3 separate regions of the Mus musculus genome follow, and all the other regions are linked to region 3. A link is a loop called in an ENCODE intact Hi-C map of the cell type or tissue named here. Cell type or tissue: left cerebral cortex. All regions are shown on one strand.

Evidence for each region. Peaks named below come from ENCODE experiments on the same cell type or tissue, not always from the same donor. Only the 100,000 strongest peaks of a DNase experiment are listed, where the experiment ranks them.
Region 1: a loop joins it to region 3, with 4 times the contacts of the local background. A loop is called at or near these places in 6 of 42 quality-filtered maps.
Region 2: a loop joins it to region 3, with 3 times the contacts of the local background. A loop is called at or near these places in 2 of 42 quality-filtered maps.

What each region holds. Positions count from the first base shown.
Region 1 is chr5:27,839,202-27,847,201 of GRCm38, forward strand. It overlaps Htr5a (5-hydroxytryptamine (serotonin) receptor 5A), which reads left to right and starts at 2,746. Exons shown (of 2, transcript NM_008314.2): 1 at 2,746-3,988. The coding sequence starts at 3,248. In left cerebral cortex, a CTCF peak has its summit at 3,687; DNase peaks (open chromatin) are centred at 2,645, 2,881, 3,623, 3,874 and 3 more places; H3K4me3 peaks cover 3,790 bases; H3K27ac peaks cover 2,019 bases.
Region 2 is chr5:27,869,713-27,877,712 of GRCm38, forward strand. No RefSeq gene overlaps it. Among named protein-coding and RNA genes, the nearest start is that of Htr5a, 32 kb to the left of the region's middle. In left cerebral cortex, no CTCF peak of the experiment used is centred here; DNase peaks (open chromatin) are centred at 3,885 and 4,706; H3K27ac peaks cover 2,098 bases.
Region 3 is chr5:28,066,750-28,074,749 of GRCm38, forward strand. It overlaps Insig1 (insulin induced gene 1), which reads left to right and starts at 4,663. Exons shown (of 5, transcript NM_153526.5): 1 at 4,663-5,046; 2 at 6,798-6,922; 3 at 7,733-7,899. The coding sequence starts at 4,689. The region is part of intron 1 of Gm35223 (a long non-coding RNA gene); the gene reads right to left. In left cerebral cortex, a CTCF peak has its summit at 4,708; DNase peaks (open chromatin) are centred at 3,552, 3,804, 4,492 and 5,269; H3K4me3 peaks cover 3,259 bases; H3K27ac peaks cover 2,312 bases.

The sequences.
Region 1 (8,000 bases), 230 kb before region 3:
GATTCAGCAGGAAAAGGTCCCAGCTGCAGACTGATGGTCTGTCTGAGTCTGGCCCTAGAACCTACAGGTGAAAGAAGAGAAACAATTCCCAAAAGTTGTTCTCTGACCTTGACATCTGTACCGCAGCACTTGCACACACACACACACACACACACACACACACACACACACACACGACACACAACAACAACACACACACACTAAAGAACCCTAATGGGTACTGTGCCTTTTGAACTGGACCAAATCCCATTCAGGAATTTGTCATACCAACCCAACAACAACACACACACAAACAAGAACCCTAATGGGTACTTTGCCTTTTGATCTGGACCAAATCCCATTCAGGAATTTGTCATACCAACCCATAGTCATTTGGGTTATTGAATTATTCAGAATTTCCAGATGGTGACACATTTATAATGCAGCATCATGGGACTGGGGTGATGGTTAAATGGTTAAGAGCATGTATTGCTCTTCCAAAGGACCTGAGTTTGGTTCCCAGCATCTACATCAGGCATCTCACAGCCACCTGTTACCTCAGATCCAGGGGATCTGATGCATATGTGACCACATATGCATATAATGACCACATGTGTATAATCTATAAAAAATTATTTCACGTGCGTTGGTATTTTGCCTGCATGTATATTTGTGTGAGGGTATCAGAGCCTCTGGAACTGGAGTTACTAGAACTGGAGCTGCAGGCAGTTGTAAGCTGCCATTGGGTGCTGGAAATTGAGCCTGAGTCCTCTCCAGCCCCACATAAAAAGAATTGCATTCATTAACTTTAGCATCAACCTTGATTCACAGGTCTCTAAGTACTTGTAAGCTGCCAGATTTCTAAAGGTGTGTTTGAATGTTCTAAAATATTGGCAATTATTTTCCTTAAAGGCTTACCTCACTCCTTTGAAAGAAAATATCTGCTGTATATGCAAGTGTGAAAAATGGTAGCTTATCTGTCCATAATTCTTTTAAGGAAAACATTGTTATTTATTTTAAAATACTTCCAGTTCTAGCCAACACATATGTAAGTATGTACATAGCACTCCTTAACAGAAGCATGTCCCACATTTATACCACCAACATGGCTATTAACATTTTTAAAAAGCAAATATTACCTTAGTATTGTTGCAGAAAAATTTGATCCAAGAAAATCCAGTGAAAGGTGATGGGGCTACCAAGGGTCAATGGCTAATTGTGTGTGTGTGTGTGTGTGTGTGTGTGTGTGTGTGTGTGTGTGTGTGTGAGAGAGAGAGAGAGAGAGAGAGAGAGAGAGAGAGAGAGAGAGAGAGAAGGCAACTTCTGTGATCATTTTGTAGGCACTGTCCACATTATTTTATGTCATTGGCCTGGAACTCTCCAGCTAGGCCAGGACAACCAGTACACTTCAGAGACCTGCCCATCTCTAGCCCACAGTGCTGAGATGACAGATGTGTACTACCATATCCTCTTATTTATGTATTACTATTATTATTATGCACACACACAAGCTCCTGTGTGTACTGTGTGTATGTGGGTGTCATAAGCCATAGTGCACATGCAGAGAGACAGCTTTCTGCAGTTGCTTCTCTCCTTGAGGGCTGGGGCTGTAGCTCAATGACAGTGTTCTTTGCCTAGTATGTGCAAAGCTCTGGGCCTCAACTCTTACACTGAAACAAAGAAAACTCCTAGGTCAGACCTTTTGATAGTTTTACAAGCATGCATGGGTAATTTTTTTAAATTTTATTTCATTTATTTTTTGAGTCGGAGTCTCACTATGTAGCCCTGGCTGGCCCTGACCTTGCAGAGCTCCACCGGCCCCAAGCTCAAGTGCTAGGATTAAGGGCTGAACCATCATGACTGTCTCAATACTTTTCAAGCATGTTTCAAGCATTTCAAGTGCCGTAGAGATTTTCTCTTTTTTTTCTTTAGGGTTTGTTTTTGTTGTATGTGTATGTTTACATGCTTGTATGTGTACATGGTGCCTGTGGAAGCCAGAATAAGGTGTCATATCCCCTGGACATGGAGTTACAGCCAGTTGTGGGCCACTGTGTGAGTCAGTCCTGCGAACCAAAGCAGGTTCTCAGCAAGGGAAGCCAATGATCTTAATGGCTGAGCCATTCCCTCCAGCTTCTTTTCCATAGAAACTTCTGTAGAGTCACTAGAGAGGCTCCTGTAAGCCTCTTTCTAAGCTCAGGAAACAAGCACCCTATCTCCAACAGTCATCAATCTTTCTCCTTTAAAACAAACAACTCTTTAAGTGAGGCCACCGAGCTCTCCGAGTTAGGAGGCAACCACATACGGAAACCTGGAAGGGAACAACAGTAGGCTGTTAGGAAGTTAGTTGGTTAGTTGGTTGGTTAGTTAGCCTAACCCAGGACACCTGTACTTCAAGCAAATGGCTCGAAGTCTCAAAATCACCTTCAGAGGGAGCATGAGTGCTGGAAGAAGGGTTTAGGAAAGTTTACTAATTAATTCCCGGCCACTGACCCAGTGGTAAAGAGCGATGGGACTGTGGATAGACACCAAGCTGCGTGCTGGTATAGGCAGCGGCACCGTGGACAGCGCCAAGCACTGAGCTGCACACAAAGCCAGTGCTGAATACTCCCATGCAGAGAGCCGGGTGGAGAGAGGCGGCTTCATCAGCTGATGCCTTACGTAGTGCGGGAGCCCCACTTTGCTAAAGCAGGTCTGGGTGGGCGCGCCAGCGTGCCCTCTCGGAGCAGCAGCCTCAGGCACGGTGGAGAGAGATCAGGACAGGGCAGAAGGCCATCTCCAGAAAGCAGGTATCTACGTGGCTTCCAGTCCCCAACCCCCACCCCTCGGAGCCACTGCCGGGAGAGGGGGGAGGTGGGCAAGGAGCAACCCTGGACCAGCGACTGTTCTGACGCACTAGCTGAGTTCTGGGCATCCACCCTGCACTGGGCGGGGGCCGACCTCAAGGATGCTCTGCTGCAGGCGACCAGACAACAGTCTCCGCCTAGGTGAGGAACAGCAGGCATGTGATAGCAAAGGCGGGCCCTGGCTTCTAGATTCAGCCCCTTGAGTCCGCTTTCCATATCTCTAAGGATACCTGGGCTGCGCTGCTTGTAGCCCAGCACCCTCCTCTCTGCTACAATTTCCTCCGGACTCTGACTGGGTGGAGACTGAGGCCAGGTTCTTGGCTCTTAGCAAAATCCTCTCCATTGGCCATCGGTCGCAAACATCTAGATTGACTTCAGTGGGCTCGGTGGCAACACAGTCTAAACACAGGTGTCCTGGGACAGCAATGGATCTGCCTGTAAACTTGACCTCCTTTTCTCTCTCTACTCCCTCCTCTTTGGAACCTAACCGCAGCTTGGACACGGAAGTCCTGCGCCCTAGTCGGCCTTTTCTCTCAGCTTTCCGAGTGCTAGTCCTGACTTTGTTGGGCTTTCTAGCTGCGGCCACATTCACTTGGAACCTGCTGGTGCTGGCTACCATCCTCAAGGTACGCACCTTCCACCGAGTACCACACAACCTGGTAGCTTCCATGGCCATCTCGGATGTGCTAGTGGCTGTGCTGGTTATGCCACTGAGCCTGGTACATGAGCTGTCTGGGCGCCGCTGGCAGCTGGGCCGGCGTCTATGCCAGCTGTGGATCGCATGTGACGTGCTCTGCTGTACTGCCAGCATCTGGAATGTGACAGCAATAGCTCTGGACCGCTACTGGTCAATCACGCGCCACCTGGAGTACACACTCCGTACCCGCAAGCGTGTCTCCAATGTGATGATCCTGCTCACCTGGGCACTCTCCACTGTCATCTCTCTGGCTCCACTGCTATTTGGCTGGGGAGAGACTTATTCTGAGCCCAGTGAGGAATGCCAAGTCAGTCGCGAGCCTTCCTACACCGTGTTCTCCACCGTGGGTGCCTTCTACCTGCCGCTGTGCGTGGTGCTCTTTGTGTACTGGAAAATTTACAGGGCGGCGAAATTCCGCATGGGCTCCAGGAAGACCAACAGCGTCTCCCCCGTACCCGAAGCTGTGGAGGTGGGTGCTATAAGGATCGTTAGAAAATACGTCACTTGTATCTCACAGGCTTTTCTTGCAGCGCACTTCACCTTATGTCTGTGGAAGGTAAAACTCTCCAGTTTGGGGAGAGGTAGATGAGGGAGGAAGGGGGGGCTCAAGAGCCAGAGACTCCCTTTGCTCTAAGCACTGAATTACAGAGGCCCTCCCATACTGAATGTCTGGGGGATTGTTTTCTTTCTTGAAAAATGAGGGGTTTGCCATCCACATTCTACCTGGTCCACTTTGGTACTAAAGTCCTGTGGATGGGCAGTACCTGGGAAAGCTGGTGTCTTGGAGACACTGGCTCAGTAACTCAGGAAAAACAAACAAACATGCAGTTTTCTGCATGGGTGTTCGGAGGAGGGAAGATTAGAATGATTGACAGGATGAGTGCCACATAGCAGGCATACCATTTGTGTTGTTTTCTAGGCTGTCTTGCAAACTATAATTTCTGGGTTGCTGTCCTTCTTCATTCTTCAGTGTCCTAGTAATGCCACCCCCCCCCCCACACACACACCATAAGATTAAAGACAACTGTGTCATGGTGACTGCATGTGCTGTCCTCTTCCCTTGTGGGTTGTAACAATGCTTTCTGAGTCTATTTACTGCAGCCCCGTTGGGCCATGGGCGCCACTAAGGACCACTTGGCCTGACTGCCTTCTCTTTGAGTAATATGCAGGAGAAAATTGAAGTTTCACATCAGACAGCTTCCCAGCTCCCAACAGCTGGCATTTGAAGCAGACAATCTCTAAATGGAAGTCCTGCTTTCTTCCACCCTGTCCCACCCATGCTTTCTCTGCCTGCCATCTCCTTAACTCCTTGAAGATCCGAGCTGTGAGTCAGGGTTCTCCATGAAAAGGAGCCAGCTCCCTACTCATCACTGAGAGTCTCACTTGTCTACTGAAGTCACATCAGACAAGGACACAGTCTCTGATTCCTGTTGCTAGGCTCTGGGGCAGCAGACTAGTCTAAATGAATGTGTAGAATATGTTGTGCTGGCTTGATGTAAAAACAAGCCTGAGAGTGGGGGTTATTTGTGAAGGCAATGTGAGTGTGCTGAGTTTCCACTCACTAAAGCTTAGGTGTAGGCAGGAGAAGGAAAAAGCATCCCTTTTGTTTTTAGAATACAAACAAACTTTGTTGGAGGCTATCTGTTTCCCCATCTCCAACAGTGGCCCTCCACCAAGCATGACGTTTGGACTGCCTGATGATTTCTAATAGTGCAGGGTGGCCCCAAAGAATTTCGAGGATCAGAATTCATAGAGCTGAATTTTGGAAACTCTGCTGCGTCCACCAAGAAGCAGGGAACTGGGTTCTAAGTAGCTTTAGGCTACTAAAGCTTGGAGTCCACTTCTGCTTTTCCTGGTATGAGAAATGGGAACCCCAGCTTTGCTTTCCCCTGAATTTCAATGACCATATAAGAAAGATGAAGTTGGTTCTAAGGTCTATCTCTAGCCTGGGGTGAGACCTAGCACTCCATACAGCCAAAATGGAGAGCAGAGGGATAAGTTGCCCCCTGATGAGACAATGTACTTTCCTTTTCTGAATCTTCTTCTCTGGTGCAGCCTCTTGTGAGTTAACCCCATGTGACCTTCCCTGCTTGCTTTCTTTCTTTCTTTCTTTCTTTCTTTCTTTCTTTCTTTCTTTCTTTCTTTCTTTCTTTCTCTCTCTCTCTCTCTCTCTCTCTCTCTCTCTCTCTCTTTCTTTCTTTCTTTTTCAGACACTGGCTGAAGGCTATGAATGCTTTCACTGAATGCTTTCATTGGTACTCTGGGCACTTTCACTTTCTCTCTGAAGCCCCTTCTCCGTTTGTCCCAAGCTGCTTGCTCACAACAATTACCGGCATGACTTTCTCTCTCCTTCTTCTCTATTTCCCAGCTATTGACAACTGGAGAGATTCACAGCTTGCCTGATCTGTTGTTTTTCAGTGTGTGTGCCTGTGTGTGGGGTAGGGTGTGTGTGTGCATGTGTGTAAATCAGAGGACAACTGGCAGGAATTGGTTCTCTGTTTCCAACCAATGGGTTCCAGGTCATCAATGTTAGAGGCAAATGTTTTTACCACTGAACCACCTCGATATTCTCAGATAATTTTTATTGCATTTTAAAAATTATTTTATTTTATGTGTTTTATGTGTTTAGGTATTTTTCATGTATGTATGTATGTATGTGTATATATATGTATGTGTGTATATGTATATATATATGTATGTATGCATGTGTATATATATGTATGTATGCATGTGTATATATATGTATGTATGCATGTGTATATATATGTATGTGTGTGTATATGTATATATGTATGTATGTATGTATGTATGTATGTATGTATTATGTATACCATGTGTGTGCCTGATATACATACATACAAAGGCCAGAAGAGGGTGTTGGATCACCTGGAACTGGAGTTACAGTTGTGGTCTGCCACATGAGTACTGGCATCAAATCTGGGTCTGTTGGTTAAGCTGTGTGTACTCTTTTATTTTTTGAGACGTGGTCTCACTATGTAGCCCTGGCTGTCCTGGAACTCACTTTGTGAACCAGGTTGGCCTCAAACTCAGAGACCCACTTGCCTCTGCTTCCATAGGCTGAGATTAAAGGTGTGTGCCACCACCCCAGCTGAACAGCTGTAATCTTAACCTCCGAGGCATCTCTCCAGCCCACCCCAGACAAATTTCAAACTGTATATCAAATGAATTGATCTTTATAGTGTGATGGCTAGAGGCAGCTTTAACTCAGTGCAAACTGGCAGCCACAGTAGAGGCAAATGTCTTTTCAAGTTAGGATGGGGGCTTGGTAGGTGACTACATTCCCTCTGGAATAACTTCATTGAGCAGATCTTAAATAGTGACTTCAAGCTAATAAGAGATACTGATTCTTTTAAGGAGCTTTCTGCTAATAGATTATGATAGATATAGATTGATGACAGTGATAGATGATAGATAACATATAATTGATACATGACATATATAAAAAGATGAAAGGCAAATAATAGATAATCCATTGGTATATGTAGCCTCCCATACTTCTGAGGACAGAGGTTTATTTAGGGGTATCCAGAGAACCACATCTTGCATAGATCTCTGGTCTTTACTTTTTAAGACTATTTGGAAAGGTCTAGCTTCATGTTGGATACTTTCTAAGTTGGTAGGTTTATAGGTCCATTTACTTCTTACTTTTGAGTCCATTTATTTAAAGAAAAAACTAAGCTAGTCATGGTGGTGTACACCTTTAATTCCAGTACCCTGGAAGCAGAGGCAGGAAGATCTCTGTGAACTTGAGGTCAGCATAGTGAGTTCCAAGACAACCAGAGCTATAAAAAAAGATAGAAGAATCACCCTAAAATCCTGACTCTGAGAGCCAATCAACCAGTCTGAGCCATAGCATCTCACCAGAAGGCATTCACTGGACCCCAGTCTCAGGCACCAGCCAGCTTATGCTTTTGTCCAGGGACTACTGGCTCTCTGAAGAGAGAGGGAAAGGGAGAGGGAGAGGGAAAGGGAGAGGGAGAGGGAGAGGGAGAGGGAGAGGGAGAGGGAGAGGGAGAGGGAGAGGGAGAGGGAGAGGGAGAGGGAGAGGGAGAGGGAGACCTAATTCGAGACCTAACTGCAGACTGCTACGTGAAGCTTTAGTTACTTGAAGCAAACAGCTCAACACGATGGCCTGGCACATGGACATCCTTGTTTGCAAATTCTGGAAGAGCAAAACACCACCCAGCAGTAAGAGTTCAGGGAGCATCCAGAATCCAAAGAGCCAGTAGTCCCTGGACAAAAGCATGAGCTGGCCGGTGCCTGAGACTGGGGTCCAGTGAATGCCTTCTGGTGAGATGCTATGGCTCAGACTGGTTGATTGGTTCTCAGAGTCAGGTTTTTAGGGTGACTCTGATTTGATTGGCTGGCTTCCGAGTAAGGACTGAGGGTTAATGATGACTGGCTCCTTCACAAGCTTGTGCTAGGGGAAACTGCATTGTCCTTGATCAGTGGAAGAGGTT
Region 2 (8,000 bases), 200 kb before region 3:
ATTTTGTTATTGAAGATCAGCCTTAGTCCAAGGTGATCTGATAGGATACATGGGACAATTTCAATATTTTTGTATATGTTGAGGCTTGTTTTGTGACCAATTATGTGGTCAATTTTAGAGAAGGTACCATGAGATGCTGAGAAGAAGGTATATCCTTTTGTTTTAGGATAAAATGTTCTGTAGATATCTGTTAAGTCCATTTGTTTCATCACTTCTGTTAGTTTCACTGTGTCCTTGTTTGGTTTCTGTTTCCATGATCTGTCCATTGGTGAAAGTGGTGTGTTGAAGTCTCCCACTATTATTGTGTGAGGTGCAATGTGTGCTTTGAGCTTTACTAAAGTTTCTTTAATGAATGTGGCTGCCCTTGTATTTGGAGCATAGATATTCAGAATTGAGAGTTCCTTTTGGAGGATTTTACCTTTGATGAGTATGAAGTGCCCCTCATTGTCTTTTTTGATTATTTTGGGTTGGAAGTCGATTTTGTTAGATATTAGAATGGCTACTCCAGCTTGTTTCTTCATACCATTTGCTTGGAAAATTGTTTTCCAGCCTTTCATACTGAGGTAGTGTCTATCTTTTTCTCTGAGATGAGTTTCCTGTAAGCAGCAAAATGTTGGGTCTTATTTGTGTAGCCAGTTTGTTAGTCTATATCTTTTTATTGGGGAGTTGAGTCCATTGATATTAAGAGATATTAAGGAAAAGTAATTGTTGCTTCCTGTTATTTTTGTTAATAAGGTTGGCATTCTGTTCTTGTGGCTGTCTTCTTTTAGTTTTGTTGAGGGATTATCTTCTTGTTTTTTCTAGGGCGTGGTTCCCGTCCTTGTATTGGTTTTTTTCTGTTATTATCCTTTGATGGGCTGGATTCATGGAGAGATAATGGGTGAATTTAGTTTTGTCGTGGACTACTTTGGGTTCCCCATCTATGGTAATTGAGAGTTTGGCTGGGTATAGTAGCCTGGGCTGGAATTTGTGTTCTCTTAGTGTCTGTATAACATCTGTCCAGGCTCTTCTGGCTTTCATAGTCTCTGGTGAAAAATCTGGTGTAATTTCTTTTCTGGTCCAGTCTATTTGGAGTTCTGTAGGCTTCTTGTATGTTCATGGGCATCTCTTTCTTTAGATTTGGGAAGTTTTCTTCAATAATTTTGTTGAAGATGTTTGCTGGTCCTTTGAGTTGAAAAATCTTCATTCTCATCCACTCCTATTATCCGTAGGTTTGGTCTTCTCATTGTGTCCTGGATTTCCTGGATGTTTTGAGTTAGGATCTTTTTGCATTTTCCATTTTCTTTGATTGTTGTGCCGATGTTCTCTATGGAATCTTCTGCACCTGAGATTCTCTCTTCCATCTCTTGTATTCTGTTGCTGATGCTGGCATCTATGGTTCCAGATTTCTTTCCTAGGGTTTCTATCTCCAGCGTTGCTTCACTTTGGATTTTCTTTATTGTGTCTACTTCCCTTTTTAGGTCTAGTGTGGTTTTGTTCATTTCCATCACCTGTTTGGATGTGTTTTCCTGTTTTTCTTTGAGTACTTGTAACTCTTTAGCAGTGTTCTCCTGTATTTCTTTAAGTGATTTATTAAAGTCTTTCTTGATGTCCTCTACCATCATCATGAGATATGCTTTTAAATCCAGGTCTACCTTTTCAGGTGTGTTAGGGTGCCCTGGACTGGGCGAAGTGGGCGTTCTGGGTTCTGATGATGGTGAGTGGTCCTGGTTTCTGTTAGTAGGATTCTTACATTTACCTTTCGCCATCTGGCAATCTCTGGAGTTAGTTGTTATAGCTGCCTTTGTTTAGAGATTGTTCCTCTGGTGATTTTGTTACCCTCTATCAGCAGACGTGGGAGACTAGCTCTCTCCTCTGAGTTTCAGTGGTCAGAGCAGTCTCTGCAGGCAAGCTCTCCTCTTTCAGGGAAGGTGCACAGTTATCTGGTGTTTGGACCTCCTCCTGGCTGAAGATGAAGGCCCAAAACAGGATCTTTCCCAGAAGCTGTGTTGCTTTGGCCAGGAAGGTGGCCAGTTGTCTGGAGCTGAAGATGGCGCCGCCTCAGAAGCTCTGTGGCCCTCGCCTGTTCCAGAAACTGCTGGCCTCTATATTCCACACCCTCACCCGTGCAGCCTGCCCTCCGCGGAGTCCCAGAACCAAGGTGGCTCCCGCCGGAGCCTTAGGCAGAAACCTCTCGGGCTGGGCGGACCCCTGTGCTCTCACCAGGAAGGTGGCCAGTTGTCTGGAGCCGAAGATGGCGCCGCCTCAGAAGCTCTCTGTCTCTCCGGCCCTGAACTTCTTATCATCCTTCTTATATCACCAGAGTGCTGGGATCATAGGCATATGCTATTCACCTGGTTTATAAGCTGCTGGGGTTGAATCTGTGTGCTTTTTGCATGCCAATGTGTGTGGTCTACCAAATGAGCCATGTCCCAAACCTGGGATGTGTTTTCACTATTTTCAGTAAAAGAAAAATGGAGATTCAACTCTGGTATTAACCAGAAAAGAACATGGAGCATTAATCACTAAGTCCAGGTGCTTGTATAAACTACTAGAAAGGGGGAATTATAACACATCTCTTTTTAAAAGAATTTATGAAAGAAGAAAAGGCAGCATGATGTCAGCCTCATGATATTGTTCCATGATGCTAATCTCATGATGTCACCCTGTGATGTCAACTTCATGATACCACACTCACACTGACACTTAAGATGTGTGATTCTCATGGTGGGACCTTCACAATGTCACCCTCACAGTACCATTCTAGAGATGTCACTCTCATGATGTTAACCCTCAATGTCACCCTCACTGTACATTGCTAGAGATGTCACTCTCACAATGCCAACCCACAATGTCACCCTCACAGTACCATGCTAGAGATGTCACTCTCATGATGTCATCCCACAATGTCACCCTCACAGTACCATGCTAGAGATGTCACTCTCACGACACGATGCCACCCCACAATGTCACCCTCACAGTATGCTAGAGATGTCACTCTCACGATGCCACCCCACAATGTCACCCTCACAGTACCATGCTAGAGATGTCACTCTCACGATGTCACCCCACAATGTCACCCTCACTGTACCATGCTAGAGATGTCACTCTCATGATGTCACCCCACAATGTCACCCTCACAGTACCATGCTAGAGATGTCACTCTCATGATGTCACCCCACTATGTCACCCTCACAGTCCCATGTTAGAGATGTCACTCTCATGATGTCACCCCATGATGTCACACAACCGGAGCTTTTCTCTCTATTTTACATTCCAGGTGATTTTCTAGTTTCACTTTTAAAATATTTCTGACAAGAGTGTTAAGGATCAAATTTCAATCAGAAACAAAAGTGTTTGTAACCTTGAAAGCTACCTGAGCTGGAGACCAGACTTTGAGTGGCAAAAGGCCCTTTTAAATGTATTTCAAATAGACTAGTTTGGCAACATTTTTTTTTTTGGCCCAATAAATGACAAAAGCAGCCAAATGTTTCTCTCTGAAGCCTGGCTGGGGAAGTACTGTGTGAGTCCTGATGAGTCCCCCGTGGTTTATCAAAGTAATCAAGGCTGGTTATAGAAAATTCCAGCAAAGTGTGTGTTATTATCTTTCACAGGGTGAACCAAACAAGGCATGCGGTGCCCATCTGTCTGCTCCCGCTGCAGGGACTTCCAGGGCGAGGGGGGAGGAGAGGATGCTCTCTGTCCCTTCTTGCTATGTAACCCTGCTGATGGGTAGACGTGAGTGTGCACCATGAATTATTAATAGAAGAAGCTGTGAGGCCATACATATTCAGAGGGGTACATCTGCCTTCCCCAATGCCTTATGTAAGGAAGAAAACACACATTTTTACTGAGGCAAACAATTTGTCAACCCCAAATCTCTTTCTTGCCTGTTCCCAAACACTACAAGGAGAAAAAAAAAAAGAGAGAGCGTCATCTGACACATCCTATAAATGTTCAGCTGAGTCGCACCAGTGTGGGAGACAGAACAGGATTGCAGTCTGGGGAGACATATGAGCTAGCAATGTCACTGTGTCCCCAGGGGATGGGAAGCTGTCTGTAGGGGCTAGACAGGGGGGCAATCTTCCCACCCCCTGTGAACAGCTTGTTCACACAGGTGCAGTATGACATTTAAAAACAATGTGTGAAACTGCAGAAGAGACAGAGAAGGGCAGCCCCCAGGGGCATTTCAGTCTGAGGAATGGGCAGGGCTTAGAGGCCCTCTAGGACATTGGCAGTCACATCTAGCACACAGCTCTGTGTTTCTGCATGTCCCCTTCCACTAGGACAAAAGATGGAGCATGCAACATTTCTTCTGGCGTTCAAGAGCTCGTTGGCATCTGTAGGTCTTTGAAACAATTTATTTATGTGTATGTGTGTGTGTGCTTGCTTGTGTGCAGGTGCCCATCGATAAGAAGAGGGCACAAATCCTCCAGAACAGAAATGGCAGACAGTTGTGAGCCAACTGATTTGGGTGCTGGGCACTGAAGTCGAGTCCTCTGCAAGAGCACTAAGTGCTCTCAACCACCAGGCTCTCTCCCCAGCCCATCAGATAGTTTTAAGGTTTACTTATCTTTATTTTATATGCATGACTGTTTTGGCCTATTTATATGTGTACACTGAATGTATGCAGTGGCTGAAGAAGCCAGAAGTGTGTATTGGCTGCCTTTGGGTCTTTTTTATCGTTGACAGGCACAGGACCGTACATATTTGGGGTTATAGTGTGTTCTTTCAATGTGTATAAATACACACAGCTATATATAAGATGCGTGGTGATGTCTTCAGGGTAATTAGCATAACTTTCTCCTCGAAGACTGACTCGGTGTTAGGAACATTCAAACACTGAAAATCCACATGAATCTGAACCCCAGGCACCCCACCCATTGGCTATAGACAAGGGAGTTTACATTTTCAGTCTGAGGATAAGAATATGTGCTGTTTATGTTTCCGAGTCTGGATTTTATTTGGTTGGTTAGTTTAGGCAGGCTTTCTCTACACAGCCCTGGTTGTCCTGGAGCTATGCCTACCAGGCTGGTCATGATCTCACAAAGTTCTGCCTTCCTCTGCCTCCAGAATCCTGCAATTAAAGGTGGCCTATGCTGCCCAGCTCTGTGTCAAGCTTCTCATACTGGACAAACGTCCTCTAGTTCTCCTCACGTTGCTGCCAATGACAGAATTTCGTTCATTCTTTACACCTAAGTAGCATCCGTCTGTGCCTGTGTGCTGTGGTTTCTTTATCCACTAACTTTCCAGGGAGTTCTGGGTTCATTCCATAGCTTACCTATTGCAGACAATCCTGAAATGAGCCTGTGAGTACAGATGACATTCCTAGGTCCCTCTTCTTTGGACTGCCATTGAACAGCAGGCTTGCTGAATCACGGCTGTTTTGGTGGGTACTGCAGACCGTAGTGGGCTACACAGGCACTATGACACCACTGAATCTTCCAACCCACAGACTCACAGTGGCTGTCCACTTCTGTGTGTCCTTGTCAAGGTCTTTCCTCCCTCCCTCCCTCCCTCCCTCCCTCCCTCCCTCCCTCCCTCCCTCCTTCCCTCCCTCCCTCCCTCCTTCCCTCCCTCCCTCCCTCTCTACTTTCTCTCTTTCCTTTATTTCTACAAGTTTGTGGTTTCTTCCTTTGTTTCTTAACTAGGCTTTGCACAATAGCTCTTAAATCAGCCATTTTATCTTGTGTGGTATAAAAGCCTAGTCCCTGGAAGATGGCATGTTACTGTAATGGTTCTACAGCCAAGCTTGCCCCACACCCTCAAACAAGGGATGGATGACCCTGGAGGTGAGCAGGGAGGCTGCATGAAGAGAGGATACTGCACTGTGGATTCAGCCACACAGGAGGGTGAGAGCTTCACTCTGAGACAGGAGCAGAGGGAGAGGAGTCTGGAACACCAGGAGGATTTGCTAAGCAGGACCACCCTGCTGGGAATGGCACAGTTCCTAGGGAACAGTTGCAGATAAAACCCAGCAGTTATTTCGCTGTAGTTTTTCACAAATAGTGTTTGGCTAAAGCTCACTCAAACACAGCAAGTTCTTAAGGAAACAAAAAAAAAAAAAAAAAGTGGGCACTGTAGGGATGAGCCAGCAGTTAAGTGCACTCGCTTCATTTGCAGAGGACCCAGCTTCAGTCCCCAGCACCCATATGGAGACAGAGCCTGACCAGTCAGAAGCCTTCAGGCCAGCTAGCCTGGGGTCCACGGAGGAAAAAAAATGGCAGAGACTGCTTCAGCGAGGTGGGAGGAGAGAACCAACTCCCAAAAGTTGTCCTCTGGCTTCCACATGCATTCTTTGCACAGATGCACATGTGACACATGACACATGTGTGCCTGCACTAACACATACCACAAGCACTTGTAAGGGTCCATGATTGCTAAAGAATGATACCCTGGACTCAAATAATATGTAAGCACAAAGAGTGTTTTATTCTGCACAAGTTCAGCATGCTGGGGCCTCCCATTACCAAGATAGAGAGACAACCAAGTGAGCTCGCAGGCTCCATTTAAAGCACATTGGAATTCCAGGGTAGGTGACCTCTATGCTAATTTGTCCATCTCTACAGACACTCCATTATCAGGGTATGGGGGCTGGAAACTTGCTGGGGAGGTCTGGAAACTGCTGCTGACCCATTGTCCTTGCCTCAGGCCAGGTGGTAGGGCAGCTTCTGAGGCCTAGACGTGCCTGGAATTGCCCAGTTCTTGGAAACAGATTTAGGCCTAGGCTCGTTTGAAGCCTGTCATGGAATCAGCTTATCCTTCTCACGTTCAGTAAGGACATTTTAAGTCATTGTGATTTAGCATCATGTAAAATTTTGTACAATGTCTTATTAGCATTAATTGTGTGTAATATTGGGTTCTGTTATATTGTTTTCACACATATGCATAATGTATTTACAAATTCATTCCACCACTCATGAGCCCCCATCCCATTCCTGCTGACCCCCCTCTTCCCAAGTAGCCCCTGCTTCTACTCCCATGCCTCTTTTGTGTGTGAGCTAATGAGTCCATTGGGGCTCCTTATAGAAGCACGGTTGAGTCATGGGCACCTTACCAGTGAATATACCACTGAAGAAATTGTCTCTCTAGCAAACGGCATCTGGATCCTCAGGGATGGGGCGGGGCCTTGTGAACCCTTCCCAGCAACCTGTTTTGTATTTAATTTTTAATTTTTTTCTTAGAACCAAAGGTGGTAGATAACTCCAAGAAATCATGTCTTCCAGACTTCACAATAGGACTGATGCACATCTGAACTCACAGAGGTCCTGGCTGTATACATATAATGCACGCAAGGGTCCAGGGTTAGGGAAACAAAGCCCCACTCATAACCAGGAAGCTCTCTGCAGCTGATGCCTGCTAGGAAGTGGAAAGCAGTTCTCTCCAGTGGAGTCTCGCTGAGTACACTGCAGGGCAGGCCCCATGCCCAGGAGCCCAACACAAAATGGACTCCATGTTTTCTTTGGATGTTTTGTTTTGTTTTGTTTTGCTTGTTTTTTTGTTTTTGTTTTTCTTTTGGTCTTTTGCTTCTTTTAATTTTCATGTTTGTTTGTTTGTTTGTTTTCCCTTGAGAGAGAAAAAGCAAAAGAACACAGAGTTGAGTGGATAGGGAAGTGGGGAAGATCTGGGAGGAGTTGAGGAAGGGGAAAACATGATCAAAATGTATTGTCTGGGGGCTGGAGATATGGCTCAGTGGTTAAGGATGCTGGCTGCTCTTCCACAGGACCCAGGTTCAAATCCCAGCACTTGCATGGCAACTCACAGCTGTCTGTTACTCCAGAATCCAATACCCTCACACAGGCATACATGCAGGCAAAACGCCAATGCACATAAAACACATTTACATATTAAATATTGTATGAAAACCCTTTTAAAGTGTAATATTTTTGTTTCCAGCATTTCATACATGAAAACAATGAAGCATGATCATATCTTCCTCTTCAACTACCAGCATATCACTCCAAACCTCCTTTTTCTAGTGATGATTCATTAAGTCCAGTTAGCGCTGCCCATATGTGTGT
Region 3 (8,000 bases):
TTCCATGGGCTCAAGTGCAGCCTGCTTCTAGAATCAATGCAAGTAAAAGCAGGAATCTAATTCCACATGTGTTCTTCCCAGGCTAGGGCCTCTTCCCGACTGCTCCCTGCTTCTCCCTCTGCCTCACAAGGCTTGAGGCAGGATATGAGCCCATCAAACACCAGGCCCCAATCTGACCTCCCTGGTCCCATTGTCCTACTTTTCCTCTACAAGCGAAAATCTAGGAGCCTGTCTGCTGACCTAGAGAGTGACACAGAGAGTCACCACAGCTTGCAAGTGGTGTTGCCATCACAGATCTCCTCAAGCCCCTGATCCCAAGAGATCAATTCCCCTACCCCAACCTTCCCAACTGCAAACTCCCACTCTGCCATTCCTTGCCATCAGCCCTTGCTCCCTATGCTGTGATTTTTTTCCTGGAGAAGTGTGAATAAATGTCCACTCATCCCAGGGAGGGCAGTGACTACAGACCAAAGAAACCATTTTACTGAGTTTAGATTAGATAAACAGTGGATCTATTCAGAATAATTATATGAGTGTGGGTGACACAAAGCTCTCACCAAAGGGCCCACTGCAGGCTGCAAAGATGGCTCAATGAGTAAGGGTGTCTGCCCACCACCAAGTCTGATAATGTGAGATCAATCCCTGGGATCCACATTGTAGAGCGAACCCTCCCAAAAGTTGTCCTCTGTCCTCCACACACATGCTGTGGAAGTGAGTGTGCGTGCGCGCACACACACACACACACACGCAAAGTAGCATTTTGTTTTGGTTTTTTATGACCTATTCCAGCATGATTAAGGACTCACAGAATCTGCATCCCTGGAGCTCCTTGCATGCTTTGAAGACATCTCTGTCTCCTCTCCCCAGCAACTGCTTATAGCTTAGATGATGATCTCCACGGAGGCTCCATGAATTCCTAAGCCTCTTGAGCTTTCTGAGACTTCTGCCCCACACACAAGGCAGAGTTTCCCATTTTCAGGGCATAGCTACATAACACTCCATCAACTAAGGAGCCCGCCCCCCAAACCACTGACTTCCCAAGAAGCCTTGCCCTTTGACCCCTGTCTATCCCCACTAAGTCCACTGGGCACTTCTATTTCAGGTAGTGACCAGAATCAACCTGTTTAGGCCCCACAGCTACTGGACTTTCTCTCTCTTCCCTCTCACTTCTTCACAACCAAGAGGGGTCTGTACTGTGACAACCCTGTGACCTTCCCTCCCAGCTGCCCAGTACCTCCCGGGGATCCTCCTAATGTGCCAATGGGGCTGCAGGATGGCATGGAGTTTCCTGTGAGATCTTGTAATTCCACTCATGTCGTTCCATCCGAGGGAAGTGAAAATGCACACACAGAGCTATGCACACATCTTTACTGTGCACACACAGAGCTAAAGAGCAGACACAACTCAAATGTTCATCAGCCAGTGAAGGAACAGACAAAATACAGACTACTACACAATGGAACAAAAGAAACAAAGCACTCCTGTGCTTGGATAAATCTTGAAAGTATTATTGCTAAAAGAACCATCAAAGAGCACACAGTGAATGATTCTGTTTGCAGGAATGCTCAGAACAAGCAGCTCACAGAGGCAGACGGCAGCTTCATGGCAGCCTGAGGCTGGAAAGAGGGAAGGGGCAGCAGTAGCCCTGAAGAAGGTTCTACACCTTCTGAACCTGTGAGCAACCACGGACTGGAGGCCTTCAGTGGGAGAGCTGTACAGCATGTAAATGGGTTTCAACTCTGAAGAAGTTCATGGTTACCTGATTAACAGGTTCTGCCATTATCAAGTGTGACTCCAGAACGTAGTACAGGGACTAGAAAGATGGCTCAGTGGGTGGAAGCTGGCATTCAATACCTGGGACCCACGTGGAAGGAGAGAAGCAACCCTCCAACCACACACAATAAATAAGCGCTTAGAAACCAGAAGCAGGGTGACTAGAGATGGTTAGCAGAGTACCCAGGTGTGGTCCCAGCACCACATGGTGACTTATAACTATCTGTAGTTCCAGTCTGAGGAGATCTGTCATCTTCTGGCCACCTACATGCATGTGACACACACACATATATTTACACACACACATTAAAAATTATAAGCCTTCATAAAATAAACACTTAACAAAGCCACATAGGCTTCTGCATAGAAACACACTTAGAAATGCATACTCTCGCTGATATGTTAACCGCAGCTTGTGCTCAGTGGAGGGGAGAAGGCTGGCATGTGTGTGTCCAGGTGCATTTGTGCACATGCAAGTGGAGGTCAGGGGTAGATCTCAGCAGTCTTCCTCAATTGCTCTCCACCTCTTTTTGAAACAAGGTCTCTCTCCGAACTCAGAGCTCAGTTTTAGGTGTATGATCCAGCTACCATGCTCCAAGGGTCCTGTCTGCCTCCCTAGTACTGGGACAGACATGTACTGCTACATATGTGGCTCCTTGTGGGTTCTGAGGGATCAAACTCCGTTTCTTATTCTTAATCAGCAAACACGTTACTGACCAAGTCATTACCTCACCCCAGATATGATTCTATTTTCTGAACAGTCTACAGTGAGCAAGGGGTGAGACTACATTAAAATAGCCAATCTACTTCCTTATCTAGTCCGTTTTAAGAATTAAGTCACAAATGATCATTGGTATTATCCCAGGAAGAATGGCAGAGATATAGATAAAAAGCAATGGGTGGCTCCCAGGTAAGTTCTCAGTAGATGGAAGCACCTGCAATCAGCAAAGCTGTAATGATTAACATGAAGTGGTACAGTGAAGGGCCAAGGAGCTCCACCTCAAAAGCATCTCCCTAGCAACCCCACTCATCCTCAGGGCCAGAGAAGGGACCCCTGATCTTCCATTTCCAGTATGCATTAAAAACAAACAAAACAAACAAACAAAAACAAAAACCTAGCAGGCCTTGGGTATCATTTTTGATAGGCAGGCAGCCTCTCCAAGAGCCTCAGTTTGAACTCTTCTCTACCGTCACCCTACATTCACTGAAAGTGAGGTAAACTGCTCATGAGCCCATAGCAGCCCCCGTGGGACCCCCAGAGAACCAGGCCACAGGGTGTATCCTTCATGGTCCACAGGGCACCTTGGTCTGCATACCACAACAGCCACCAGGGTTTAAGCCCACAGCTTGCTTTGTCCCGGTGCAGATGAGCTGGTCAAGCAGCAGCAGAGGTTAGACTGCATTAATACTGGCTTGGGTAAGCAGAAGAAACAACCAAGTTGGTAACAGAGCAATTGTCTGAAGATATCAACCCCTGCCCCCAGGCAAGCATCACAAAAGCACACAAAGTATTATTAGAACCTCTTAGCCTACTTGGTAAGAATTATAACAAGAGGAAAAAAATCCGGGGGAGAGTCTGTAAAGACAAGCAAAATGGCTTGAGAAAAAGGGACTGAATTACATCTCAGTGCTCACAAGACAGATGCTTGGTGCTGGGGCGTGGGTGCAGGGTCTGGGACTGTCCCATCAAGCCAGCTTCCTGCAAGTGACTGGCATGTCTGTTCCTTAGGGCCAAGTTTCCTATGAGCGATGTGTCTGTTCCTTGGGGGCAAAATTGTGTGTATTTACACAGGTGTCGCTTTCTCAACATCTGTTTAGAGTACTTGCAGCTGATGATGGGTGGTAGAGGCAGCACCTGCTACATCCCACAGCAGAGACTCACTGCCTTTAACAATTTCCTATCAGCTGAAGCTGGGCAGGCCCTCCTGCTTTCTTGCTGTCAAAAAGGCTCCCATGTTGCTGTAATACACCATACAGTACTGATGTCCCCAACCCCCGTGTGTGTATGCCCATGAAACCTCACATGCATGGACTGGCCAGAGTGTGGAAAATGGCGAAGACCCAAGTTGCAACATTCCTTGAAGTCAAAACTGCTTCAAGCTCTTCCAAACAACGCATAGAGCCGCCTAAGAGAGGAGTGGACAGGCTGTGAGGGAAAGACAGCCAGGTCTCCACACCCGTGTCACGCTGGGAAAATGACAGCCCCCATGATCTCTGAGAAACAGCCTGCTTAGGAGGGTGACTTTGTTTTACACTTTTGGCACAAAGCCACATTCCTTACCTAAGGTCTCACACACACACAGTGCCTTTTCAGGCCTGCTCACCACCCTGTGGTTTTAGCCGGTGGCGTCTTGGCTAGGGGAGCCCTGGTCTGAGCTGTGAACCTGCAGAGCACTTGCCATTAGCAGCCAGCCCAAGCGATCCCAGGTCTTTTAAGCACTCAGGAGGGTTTGCGCTCCGGGTCCTTTCCTTCGGACCTGCGTGGACCTCATTATCTCAGAAACCGAGGTCCGGCAGCGCAATAGGGCAGCATCGGACCATCTGACTCGCTGGCCGCCCGCTCCGGTGCCCGCCCCGGCGCCTGCCCGAATAGCGCGCGCTCGAGCGCGTGCCGGGCACCAGCCCCACCCCCCCGGTGGCGTGTGCATACGTCATATGGGCCGCCCTCCTCCCATTGGCTCCGGCGGCCTCACCAGACCCCGAGCGGACAGGCGCGCGGACAGGGCGGGGCCGCTTGAAGACACGCCCCCCAGCAGGGCGCGCGGGCGGCGGATAGGCTGGGTGAGGTCACGTGGCTCCGGTGGCAGCCTGCCTTATAAGCGGAAACCGCGCGGGGCCGCGGCCGCTCCTGGGCCGTCCGGGCGCGGTACGTGTAGTGTCGTGGCGTGTACCTTCCATGCTGTGCCTGGACGCCGATGCCCAGGCTGCACGACCACGTCTGGAACTATCCAAGCGCGGGCGCTGCGAGGCCGTACAGCCTCCCGCGAGGCATGATTGCGGCGGCCGCTTGTCCGCAGGGCCCCGGAGTCCCCGAACCCGAGCACGCGCCCCGGGGCCAGCGAGCGGGAACCACAGGATGCAGCGCGCGGCCGGGCAGCTGGCACCACGACTTGGTGCAGCGGAGCCTAGTGCTCTTCTCATTTGGCGTGGTCCTGGCCCTGGTGCTCAACCTGCTGCAGATCCAGCGGAATGTCACGCTCTTCCCCGACGAGGTGATAGCCACCATCTTCTCCTCCGCCTGGTGGGTGCCCCCGTGCTGTGGCACGGCAGCGGGTGAGTGCCTTTCCTTGTTCTTGGGGTGGGGGAGGGGGATGAAGGGACACGTCAGCTGTTAAAGTCACCCTTGTTACAAGAAAAGGAGAACGGAGAGGGTAGGAAACCCCAGACGTTGGCGAGCGACAGGCGGAAGTTGGAGGGACTAGTGATGGAGATGAGGTCAGGAGATAATTGGCAGTTTAAGTGGAGGAGTCGCAGCTGTCTCGTTGAGCCAGAAGCCAGGATTGGCCGCCTGGAGAACTGGTGAGGGCAGCACCACGCAGCTATTGGCTGCCTGAGCAAACGTGCTACCTCGCTGGATAACTGAAAACAAACCATCACGTGCGCTCAAGAGGCAGTTGCCAGGGGACAGACTTCTCTGCCTTCTGCAGATTGTGGCTATCAGCCAAACCTTCTGGAACTCCGTGCCCAGTAGACTTGGGACAGGAGGAAAAAAGGAGCCTTTGGGCCTAAGCACACCTATGGTGTCACCTCTTAGGCCCAACGAAACTTGTAACAGTGCCACAGTCTTTTTTCTTTCCTTGATCATTTTGCTGCTTTTTGCCAAAAGTGTTGAGTAATTACAGTCCAACAGATCCTGCATAGTTTACAGTGTACAGCGTTGATAACCATTTGTCAAGTGTTTCTCCCCCCTCAGCCCTGCTTGTCCTTGTCCTGTCCTGTGTAGGTGGGCAGTATTTGCTCAGGTGCATCTTTCCTCCAATCTGCAGCCACAGGACAGCAGGAGCAGTGCCTGTCTGCTTTGAAGCCAGCTTTTATTGACTGCCTGCCTATGCTTTATATGCTGGGCTTGGGTGCTGTGCTGTAGCTGAGTCATGGGTTAAATGTAGGATGCAGGACACTTAACTGTTGATTTCCAAGGCTGCTTGCTCTCAGGCTCACCTGCAGCATTATGAGGGTCAGCCACATGACAGTTGTGTGCTTCTTGGTTGTTTTGGACTGGGGGTGGCCTCATTCATGCTAGGCAAATCATCTGCCACCAAACTACTATCCCCAGCATTTAAAAGTTCCTTGGGGAATAAGATGGAGATTTGAATTCTCTTTTCCTTACATATGAAACCTAAGGCTCTTTGAATTTGAAAGTTTATCTTCAACATGAAGCATCATGTTTGTGATGAAAGTTTAAGGGAACCCAGTAAACCAGTTTCTCATCTGAATATGAGGCTGGACTGGTACTGCTTTCACCACTGAGGCTGAGTGCCTGTGTTCACACTGGACAAGGTGGGACGGCAGCCTGACTGAGGTCTTGTGCCCTGTGTCCATGAGACTGCTCCCACTTGTACTGCAGACAGTCCCTCCCTTCCTGGGTTTTACTCTCTTTGTGTCTTCTGGAGTGCCCAACTTCTGCTGTCCAAATGTTTTGGAGTCCAATCTGTGTTTGTGACAGTTCCTAACTCTGAGAACCACAGAACCTTCTTTGCCCTCCACTTTACTTACATAATCCTCATTTCACACATGCGAAAACAAACTCGAGGAGACCTGTCCAGCCTCTCTCCCTTCTTGAGACCCTACCCTCCTCACAGTGTGAGACTTGTCTTCACTGGGGCCAGGTCAAGGCTGAGAAAAAGAGAGCAGTGTGGGGTGGCCTTCCCACAGCCTTTTCTTACAGGTGTATGTAAGGTAATACTTTGTGCTACAGGTGACAAACTGCCGAGGAAAATAAGTGGTTTGGATCCTACTAATAATGACCACACAAGGACTGATTTTCACCAGTGTATCCTAATCCTGTTTTGTTTTTCTTTAAACAGCTGTTGTCGGTTTACTGTATCCCTGTATTGACAGTCACCTGGGAGAACCACACAAGTTCAAGAGAGAATGGGCCAGCGTTATGCGCTGTATTGCCGTGTTCGTTGGCATCAACCACGCCAGTGCCGTATCCTCAGTTGGTGTCTGTGCAGAGGGTCATCTGGGTTGTGGCAGGGTATATTGACACTGCTCGTCCCCTCGTTCCTGAGCTTCAGAGTATGACTTGGCTTTCACGTGGCAGGAATTTTGGGGTTCCGTTCCTAGGACCTCTGTACTAAGAGTAGAAGCAGAGGTTTACTGTGGCTCAGTGGACTTTTGTCCTCTCTCTTGCCTTCTACCCCACTGATGTGCTCTGTGGTAGTGAGAGCCCTGTCCCTGTTCTCTGTCACAGGAGCCCAAGGCTGGTCAGGAGGTCCCTGCGGGCTTCTACTTTCCATAGCTGACATTTTGCCCTTCGTGTAGGCTGCTGTGGTTTTATGCATTTTCTATGAAAATGACCAATTTGATGGTAAACTCTTCAAATGCTAAGTTTCTAGAGCAACTTAGAGTAAAAGATCTTGTGAAGTTGTGTCTGCACTTGGGGCCTTCCTTTCCTGCCAGCCAGCTCTGAGAGTGCTCACTGACAAGCACTGAATCAACTTACCTACTACCTAGGGGACACAGAGACAACATGGAGACAGTGCCCGCCTGTCTCCACTCACTGAAAAGTAAAGGAGGGAGGAGAGCATTCTTAGCAATCTCCCAGCTGTCAGAAAGTTTACTATTAGAAGCCAGCGCTCTGACTGGTCCTCACTGGGGGTCTTGGGATTGGTCATGTACCATCATTAGAAGCAGACAGTTACTATATAGTGATACACCCTGTACGTAATTCTGGGGTTTAGGGGTTTTTTTTCTTATGATAAATTATAAAATGCTTCCTTAACTTTTGGATCACTAGAAATTAGATTTTGCCAATAATGTCCAGCTGTCCTTGACTTTAGCAGCCCTCTCTTTGGGTTTGTGGTGGACATTTGATCGTTCCCGAAGCGGCCTTGGGCTTGGGATTACCATCGCCTTCCTAGCTACGCTGATCACTCAGTTTCTTGTGTATAATGGTGTCTACCAGTAAGTTCGAATTTAGAATATTACTTTGGTTTTATAACACCTGTTAAAATGTAAATGTTTTTTATGAAAATCTTGAAATGCTTTTTTTCAATGCATATTGA